Regions from separate parts of the Mus musculus genome. Here region 2 is linked to region 1. Evidence: chromatin contacts called from ENCODE POLR2A ChIA-PET data. All regions are on one chromosome and are shown on one strand. The core of a region is the stretch at or near the end of the contact, and the rest is flanking DNA. Distances in the headings are between cores, read along the strand shown.

Evidence for each region. ChIA-PET counts read pairs that join two places held with the same protein, here RNA polymerase II (POLR2A).
Region 2: POLR2A ChIA-PET joins it to region 1 with 20 read pairs in Patski. The contact joins the enhancer-like site here to the promoter of Uspl1 in region 1. POLR2A ChIA-PET finds 5 or more read pairs at or near these places in 2 of 5 experiments (Patski and embryonic stem cell).

What each region holds. Positions count from the first base shown.
Region 1 is chr5:149,181,792-149,186,607 of GRCm38, reverse strand. It overlaps Uspl1 (ubiquitin specific peptidase like 1), which reads right to left and starts at 2,048. Exons shown (of 9, transcript NM_001115149.1): 1 at 1,802-2,048. Mm2pr (macrophage M2 polarization regulator) reads left to right here and starts at 4,572. Exons shown (of 3, transcript NR_015478.2): 1 at 4,572-4,613.
Region 2 is chr5:149,350,501-149,355,316 of GRCm38, reverse strand. No RefSeq gene overlaps it. Among named protein-coding and RNA genes, the nearest start is that of Gm35704, 4.9 kb to the right of the region's middle. RefSeq lists an enhancer at 950-3,158. Within about 2 kb of position 2,101, at least 1 of the 3 ENCODE cell types and tissues checked has a DNase peak (open chromatin) inside an H3K27ac peak, as active enhancers do.

The DNA.
Region 1 (4,816 bases), core at 799-3,298:
AGTCAGAGAGAGAGACAGACACACAAAGAGAGGTCAGTATTAGTGAATCTCAATTTCCAGAAGCTGGAAAAGTAATCACAACTGTTAGCTGGTTCTACTTATAACCTAGAGAATTACAGGGCACAGGAAAGTCAATGTGCTTAAGTGGTAAAAGCCTAGGCTACACACCTGGATTTGTTCTAAGAACAAAATGAAGTTGCGCTGACAAGATACTAACACCTAAGTTACAGTTACCATCTGGTCTACTTTGCTCTGAGGGAAAGAGATGTGTTGCTTCTGTCATTCTGCATTCATTCTCAGAAGAGAAACCTGCAGACTCCTAAAAAGGGTGTTGAGAAAACTTTTTATCTGCCTGAGGGTCTAGGTAACTGTGTGGAATAAGGTTCTTTCTCAATATGGAGGTAAAAATGAGAAACCTTCAAGTCTGCTTTCCTGTCAATAAAGAAGTCAAGGCATATTCGAGCATGGTGGTTGATGCACGCCTTTAAGCCTTTTAATTCCATTGCACAGATCTCTCTCAATAGAACTACTGCAGATTTCTGTGAGTTTCAAGCCAGCCTGTTTCACACAGTGAATTCCAAGCCAGGAAGGTTTATATAGTGAGACCCTGTCTATGGAAGGAAGGAAAGGAGAGGGAGGGAAGGAGAGAAGGAGGGAGGAGACCCATTAAGATGGTAGTAGAAACACTAAACAATATTAAGAAATTCCCCCTCCCCAAAGAATATTCAAGTTTTAAAATACCAGAAGTAGACTCTTGGGGTTTTTCAAGCACTGTATTATACACAAAACCCCGGGGTGGGTCTCAAATTTCAATTTGTCTAGGAATAAATTACCTTCATTATCTTTTCTCCAAGTGTAACTGCTAGCTCCTCCCTGTACAGTATCTAAATTTTGGCATCTTTTGGGTTTCCAAATACAGACTAGAAAGTTTGTGCCGTCTACTCACTCTCATCTCCCATGTTTGCACAGTAGGCGCCATCTAAACTCGTGAACGAGGCTTTGGAAATGTTTCGAACTTGTCTCTCTTTCCATTCATATCACTGTCAAAATGACAGCTCCGCTTCAAACCACCTATTTAATCCAATCTGATTGTAGGAAGTCCGCCCAAACAGCTCAGTACATCCTAAAGATTATGACATGAGCTTATTTCAAGGAGAACAACCAAGGTTTTCCAGTGTTCATCTCCGGCACTTTTCCTCTTACCTACGCCCACCACCGAGCCCCCACCTTCAACGTAGGTAAGTCGCATTCCGGAGACCTTAATGGGAGATATCAGCCCAGAATAGATCCATTTAGCAGCCAATCACGAGAGGGATTTAAATTTAATTCACTGCATGTGTAGAAACTATTACAGGTATTCAAAGGGCCTGGAACCCTTCGGAGCTTTATCTCTCGGCTCTGCATATGAATTTTCAAGGCCAGCAGACTTAAGCCCCAGCGAAGGGATAGGCTTTACAGAGCCCAATACTGCTTGGTACCCAGTCCAGCTTCCCGAATTTGAGACGGATGGGTCCACGCGAACTGAGCTTCAAAAGCCTACCAAGGAAGTCCAAGAGGCGCGGCGTTCCGTTACCCAGCCCATCTCCACGCTCTTCGTGGGGCGGGCACAAACTCTGGTTTCTCTTCAGCGTTTACCTCTTTGAGCCTAACCGGAACCTGAAGACCCAGCCTGCACCTCCATCCTCCACCTTGCCCACCACAACCTCGTTCCTACCCCATCTTTTCAGCGCGCCAACGACCCACCCCGGGCACTCCAGCCGTCCCAATTTCTACTTCCCGAGGGAACTACTGTCTTCCTTACCCTCCCGAAGTACGCTCCTTCTTCGCATACAGTGGACCCGAACTCCTCTTCCAGCTTGAGGTCCCCACCATCTAACCGTAACGTTCAACCCACGTTCCCTCGGACGGCTCCTCCCCCACAGCCCTCTCCGCCAGGAAAGCAACTTCCGCCTGCGAGTCCGCCGCCCAAGAGCTACCCCACAAACACTTTCCTGCGGCAGGCAGCCCTGCTTGAGAGCACGCGGGCAGGGCCGGGGAAGGGGAAGACCAGAGCACTTCCGGCAGGGCTCCGCAGAGGCGTGGCTTGCCCGCCCAGCAGGCGCAGGCGCAGTGGGAACTGCGGCGACAGGGCGGGGCCCCTCGCTACAGAGCCTGCAAAGTGTGAGTCGGGAGGACGGGGGAGGGGGAGGGGGAGGGAGCTGGAGGGGGTGGGGCAGGCTTGGTTCTGGAAGCTGCTGGAAAGCGCTGGAGTGGCGGAGGTGACGCCAGAGGCTAGGGGGCGGGGCGTGATTAAAATTAGTGCGCGGCCTTCAGCGGAGGGATTACGCGGCAGAGGAAGGAGAGGTCGCTGGGCGGCTGCCTGCCTGGCGCGCAGGCGCAGTGATGGGCCTCCCTGGCGGGCCGTCATGGCGGACGCCACGACGGGCTCCCATAGTTGGTTCTTTTCGGCCCGCGCGCCACCACCCTACGTGTTCACAAACGGTTACCACACACGGAGCTGCCCCTCCCTTCTTCCCCAAACCCATCCTTGGAGGCCACTTTTTCTTTCTTCCCTCTCTGATCTGCTCACGGTAAGGGGGGTAGCGAAAGACGAGCACTTGACCCGGGGTGGCACTGAGCAGCCGACCCGCGCATCTCAGCAGCCGCCCTGCCTCCTTGAACTTCAGAGAGGGGAGAGCTCAGTTGCTAAGTTTTAAGAACTGCCTTCGTAGAAAGGTCATGTGGTGTCAGGGAGGTCATGACTGATCGCGTCCATGAGGACATCCTATTCTTGGAGTCCTTTGCATAGACTGTTTCCGTGGCCTGGGACTACAATTTGGGATTTTTTCTGGACCTTACAGGAATCATGACTGGCATTTTGGATTGCGGTCCTGTAGGGTTTCATTAGTGGTCTTAAACGACCATGTTCTGGCAGAATACTGATAATTTTGGTAGCGTGCAATGGGGGAAACAAGTCCGCTGTAGGAAGAAATTATTCAATAAAAGAATTTCAGTTTGTGGTACTTAGGAATGGAAATCGCTGAGCGTTCCAACAGAGACTTTGTTAGGGTTTTTTTTCTCCTCTCTCATGACGAAAATAGACTGGTTAGGTTTTGCTTTTTTTTAATTTTATTTATCTTTGCATTTACACTACATACTGTACTGGTATATTTGTTGTAAGATCAAACAAGTAAGATTTCTTTTTGTATGGATTATGAGGTTTTTGAGAAAGTATTTCTTCCTGAGAGAGTAGCCAAGATTAATAGGATTGTTTTCTTATTCAACATGCTATTTCCATTTTTAGAGTGGAGTACACTTCCCCTCCCAATAAACACTTGCTGAATGTCAGCTCATAAATTGAATGATCTAGTTGGTTCAGTTAAAATGTAACCCGACTTTTGAGGTGTAAAGCAACATCCACAAACAACTAGAATAAAAATAAAAATGGATTATTGCTGTCTTTAATGAAAAATTTATTAAAACAAAATTTTTGGCCAGAAAAACTTAATAGTGACAAACAAAATGAAGATGGAATATGGCGGGTCGGGGAGGGGGGGGGAGAAAATTCCCAATTTACTTCAGGTTAATAATAGTCCCCAGCTGAGAAGATACCATGTACTTCTGTGTATTCTTTCCACAGTATGCAGAGTGCCTGTTTTTATATACATTGGTCCCATAGAGAGTATAGTTAACCTCAGTAAACTAAAGTAGGTTTATCTATTTCCACTTAGAAATTCATATTCAATAAATGGAAGCTTTTATTTAACTAATAATTAATTAAGCTGCAATAGGAATACAGTGCTCTGCAGATCATTTTGTGAGCTCTTGTTCTTTTTTTCTGTTGTATTCCTTAACTGAAAACAAACCTTTAGCACCAACCTGGGATATAAATGCTACCTCTAAGCCAGGTATGGTGGACACCTCTGTAAGCCCAGCACTCAGGAGGACCTTGGGTGGAAGCCAGCTTGGGCTATATAACAAATGAGTGCTTAGAGTTGAGACTTGTCCTAAAATCAAACCCTGCGGTGGTTGTGTATTCTGGTCTCATTGACAATTTACTGGACTGCAGAAACGACTTCCATCAGTAAGTTATTCTCCCTGCAGTAATGAGGGCCTGAACTGGAAGCCCCAGCACTTTGATAAAGCTTGGCCCAACTGTATGCATCTGTTATCCCAGGCTGGGGGAGGTGCAGATCTGTGGATCCCAGGGGCTCACTAGCCACTCAGCCTGGCTGAATCTGTGAGCCCCAGATTCAGTTAGAGACCCTGTCTCAAAAAGTAAGCCGAGAGAAAGGAAGACCGTTAGCATCCACCTCTGTCCTTCACCTGTGCACCATGTACCCGGGCAGCCTGACTTTCCAGAGTACAGTCTATAATCCCTTTACTAAATCTTATCTTCAGAAAGCTGGAAAAACCAAAAGCTCTTTGGTAGTAAAAACTGGTGCAAACCAATGAGATACGTGAGCTTTCTCCTGTGTATTTCATTGAAACAACATTAATAGGTTTGATTGCTGTGTGCTGCTGTTGGCCGCTGGCATAAGGGGTTTTCTATAATGGTTGAGTTTATAACTTCCCTCCTCTTTGTTTTGCCAGTACTGGGAAATGAATCCGGACATCACACCCGTGCTGGGCAAGTACTGTACCATTTCCCCAGATCTTTTTTTTTTTTTTTTTTTTTTTTTTTAATTTGAGAAACTGTTTTACAAAGTTTCCTTGGCTGGCCTTGAACTCACTGTGTAGGCCAAGTCAACCTAGAATTGGTGTATTCATGCCTCAGTCTCTCGAGTGAGATTTTAGTTACTGTTCTACCAGGCCCCACTATAATAACCTTTTAAGT
Region 2 (4,816 bases), core at 852-3,351, 170 kb before region 1:
CAAAAAATTATAGATTGTTCATACTCTGTTTATATGAGACTCAAATTAAACCAGATGTCCCGGGGTTTCACAGGCTAAGCCTGTTTACGTTATTTATGGAGGATTCGTGGTACAAATAATATTTCATCTAGAAATAGCTAAATAAGGCACAGGCAGGGGAGCTATGCTTCCAAGAATCCAGGATACTCCCTTGACCGGCCTCAGACACCTCTCTCTCTCCAGTATAAGGAAAACCTTCTGCAGATCCACAGTGGCACAAGAAAATGTCTTCCTCCCCCTTAGTCCCACAACCTACAGGAGGGGTGAGGCCCTGCAGTGCAGCTCTGTGAATGATTAGCTAACACCCACCTAAACAGTGCCCGGCCAGCAGGTCTTTATCTTAACTCTAAGATTCAGGCTGACTGGGCACAAGGAACAGGAAGAGGCAGGTGTTATCTAGAGCAGTGTTTCTCAACCTGTGGTCTCAACCCCTTGGGGTCCCATATCAGATATCCTGCATATAAGATAGTGACATTACAATTCATAGCAGCAGCAAGGTTACAGTTACAAAGTAGCAACAAAATAATTTTATGACTGCGGGTCACCCCAACATGATGAACTGTATTAAAGGACTGCAGAGTTGGGAAGACTGAGAACCACTCCTCCAGAGAGTTGCCAGTTACCATGGCAAAGGAAAAGGATATGGATAGGCAAGGCACTGGTGGTTAACGTGCACACACAGAGGGAACAGTCACCTTCCTTCCTCACAGGCCGCCTGGCTATGACCAACTAAACAATAAGATTGTGAACCACTGCAGGCCTGGGATCATGGGAGCACACACTCTAACACATCTCTCATGTTTGGTTGTACCAACAATCCAGCTTTAGACTGTCAGGGATTCCCCAGGGCCAGGGACCTCCCCAATGCTAGGGGCTCCTCAATGCCAGGAAGTTAGGGACCCTCAATGGTAGCCCTCATACCAAAGTGCCACCTTTCTAGGGATTACCTACTGTCTTAGGTGCACAAAACATCAGGACCAAGAAGTAAGTTGGGGAGGAAAGGGTTTATTCAGCTTACACTTCCACACTGCTGTTCATCCCCAAAGGAACTCAAGCAGGTCAGGAAGCAGGAGCTGATGCAGAGGCCATGGAGGGATGGCACTTACTGGCTTACTTCCCCTGGCTTTCTCAGCTTGCTCACTTATAGAACCAAGACTACCAGCCCAGGGATGGCACCACCCACCATGGGTCCTCCCACCTTGATCACTAGTTGAGAAAATGCCTTACAGCTGGATCTCATGGAGGCATTTCCTCACCTGAGGCTCCTTTCTCTGTGGTAACTCCAGCTGTGTCAAGTTGACACACAAAACCAGCCAGTACACCTACCAACAAGGACTACTCGTAAAGATTCCCCTAATATAAAGAGCTCCATGTACCAAGACTCTCTTAACATAAAAGCCCCAGTTGGAGATCCTTCCAGTGCAAAGGCCATTCTCCAAACCCCCTGTTTTTGGGCTTCTGGGGGCTACTGGTGCTGGACACTGAGACAAGCACTCTGGCTGCTTGCATATCTTTTCCATGGGGGTCCCCTCCCTCTACAGAGCTCCCTACATTTCTAAAACCGGTAGCAAAGAATAGCCTGAATCCTAAAGACCTCCCAGAGCCCACGGTTGACACAGGCCTCTAGGACAGAACACAAAAGCTGCCCAGGGACTCCGACTGGTGAGAGCCCTTGGCTTCCTGGGGGGACCCCTCTGACCCACAGCTCCCACCGGTGGAGGCTGGCATTTAGTCCTGTTGGGCTAGTATAGACTACTTGGCCCAGGACTGACCCGGAGGGTCCCTGGAACCAAAAGGCAGCTGTTGTTTAAAAATCAACACGGAGAGGAAATGAAAAACACCCGCCCAGGCCTCCCAGGGCCAAGAGACTGATGGCTGCTGGATGAGGCGGTTTCTGGAAGAGGCATGACTAATGGCCCTACTGAAAGTGCCCTGGCCAAGTGCCAGCAGCTCCCGTCAACGCCTTGTCTCTGCAGCAGTCAGGTGTGGCTGGGAGACAAAGGGGCCGTCTGTGTGCTGGCGGGTCTTGGACCCAGTGGCTTTTTGAGTCAGGCAATGGTGTCACAGGAGCCCCTGGAGGGGCTGGGGGCGGGGTTTGGATAGAAAGAGGGCCTGGAGGGGTACTGCCTGCCAAGGTTCGCTCACACCTCGCCACCAGGAGAGGCAAAGCCATCTGCCATCTAGCCACCCAGTGGAACAAAAGAGCAAGCACCCTGTCCCCTCCCGCCCCACCACACCTTTCAAGTCTCCAGTGCCTGGGACCTTCCCTGAAGCATCCTTTCAGGGAAGTCCTGCTAGCTGGGCCCTGCCACGTCTGGTGCCTGTGTCTTGTTTGGTATACGCCCTCCGACAACTGCTATAACCAACTACGAATTACAATCCACGGATAAAGAAACTGAGGTTCAGCTAAGGCTGTGAATCTGCCCCAAACCATCCCTGCTCCCATCACTAGAACTATTCCCAACAGAACCAAACTAAATACAAAGTCCCTCCACTAATGGGCGTTCCCAGCCGTAGAGGCTCGCACCAGCTGGCCCATGATAGCTGTGAATGCCGCTCAACCTTATTTACAAATGTCAAGGACCATGTTGCAATGTCAAAAGGATGGGTACCCCTGCTAGACTAGTCCAGGATCCCGGTGAGCCAGCTCTCCCCACAAAACTTAAAAGAAAACCCAATAATGAGAAAGAACGTTTTTATGCAAGTCAAAAGTAATGCAAAAAAACCCACAATCAGAGAAGACTAGAAAAAGAAAGGGCCCAGCCTTGTATTTACACAATCGGAGAGTACGCCCTCCCTCACCTCATTTCCAGTGGGGAAGGTACCATAGCTCTAGATTCATCTCCACTGCCATTCACCATCACCAAAACATTGTCACTGCCACGGGGGATGGGGAGAGACAGTCCCTGTGTCCCTCCCCAGACACTTGAGTTATAGCAAGATCTGTCCCCATGTACCTTGTCCACCCCACCAAGGTCCCCTCTGGGTGACACCTCTCTTTCTCTGTGCTACTGTCTGCCGGGACCTCTGTACATGAAGAAACATAGTTGACCTTCAACAGATTCAAGTAACTATTTTTACAGACTCTCGGCCCTGGCGTGCACAAGAACCTGACCAGGTATCAGTCTAGAGTCCCTTTGTTAATTACTTTCCACTACTGTGACAAAATACCCAAGGGAAACAAGTTGAAAAGGAAGAAAGGTTTGTTTGGGCACACACTACTGGATGTCTCAGCCCATAGTTGTGTGAAGAGGGTTGAGCAAGGGTAATTGGGATCACAGGGCTTGGGGGGTCAGGCGGACAAACACTCTTCCGAAGCCCCACCAATGGCTTGCTCTCCCCAGTGTCTCCCTCCTCCTAGCAGCTCATTTAGCCATGAACATGTCCAATGGACACGTTAGCTTCAATTACCTCTTTAAAAAAAAATTTTTTTTTTTTTTGGAGAGCGTCTCTCTAGGTAGCCTCAGCTATTCTAGAACTCATTATGTATACCAGGCTGGCCTTGAACTCATAGAGATTCTCCTACCTCTGTTTCCTGATGGCTGGGCTTAGTGGTGTGTGCCACTGTACTTGGTCCAATCTCTTTTTAATAATGCCACCACCTGGGTTCTAGTAGTTAACATAGAGCCTTTTGGGGTACACTGATACCCACTGGTTAAATAAGCAGAGTCCCTAGTGGACAGGCCCAAGTGCCTATGTTCCTAAAGGCTGTGATCATAAGGTCCACTCAGGAATGCCCTCTATGAAGGACAGTTTTGTGTCAACTGGACACACTAAAGTCATCTGAGAGGAGGAGACTCAACTGAGAAATGCCTCCATAAGATTAGGCTCTGGGCAAGCCTGTGGGGCATTTTCCTGATTGATGGGGGAGGGCCTAGCCCCTGGTAGGTGGTGCCATCCCTGGTGGTCCTGGGTTCTATAAAAAAGCAGGGTGAGCAAGCCAGGGGAGTGAGCCACTAAGCAGCATCCCTCCATGGCTTCTGCATCAGCTCCTGCCTCCAGGGCCCTGCCCTGTTTGGGTTCCTCCTTGACTTCTTCCAATGATGAGCAGCAATGTGGAAGTGTAAGCCAAATAAACCTTTTCCTCCCCAACTTGGCCATGGTGTTTCATCACAGCAATGGTATCCCTGACCTTTCCTCCTTATCCATCTCTCTCTCTCTCTCTCTCTCTCTCTCTCTCTCTCTCTCTCTCTCTCTCTCTCTCTCTCTGACTTCTTAGTCCCATCTCAGTCCACATTGCTTTTTTTTTTTTAATCTACCTGAAAACCCTGTACCTGGTACAGGGTTTCAGATGAGGTGCTGGCCCACGATGTTTGTAAACTCCCACTTCCAAAAGCAACAACACTAATGGTGCAGCCTCTTAAGCCCTGATTGCTTAGCAGTTGAAATCTCTATAGGCTGCTTCTCCCACACCAGTTCAAGGGATAACAACCACAGGAGAGAGTGGCTGGAGCCATGTTCTCACAAAAGAGTGCTGTTGTCTTAGGATGGCATGCCTACTGGTTCTAGAACTCTTCCATGAAGAGAGACCAAGAGCTCACAGACAAGGCATGGCTTTGAGTGGTTCTCACAGAGTTAAGCTTTCCTTGCGACAGGCATTCAAACCTCAGGGCATGGTCATAGCTAACATCTGTAGTACCAATACTCAGCAGAAGTAGAGGCAGAGGCGGGGGATGGGGGCAGGGGCAGGGGCAGGGGCAGAGGCAGAGGCAGGGGCATTACAGGTTTAAGGCCAGCTGGTATGCATAGTAAGACCTCACCTCAAACATGTACATGT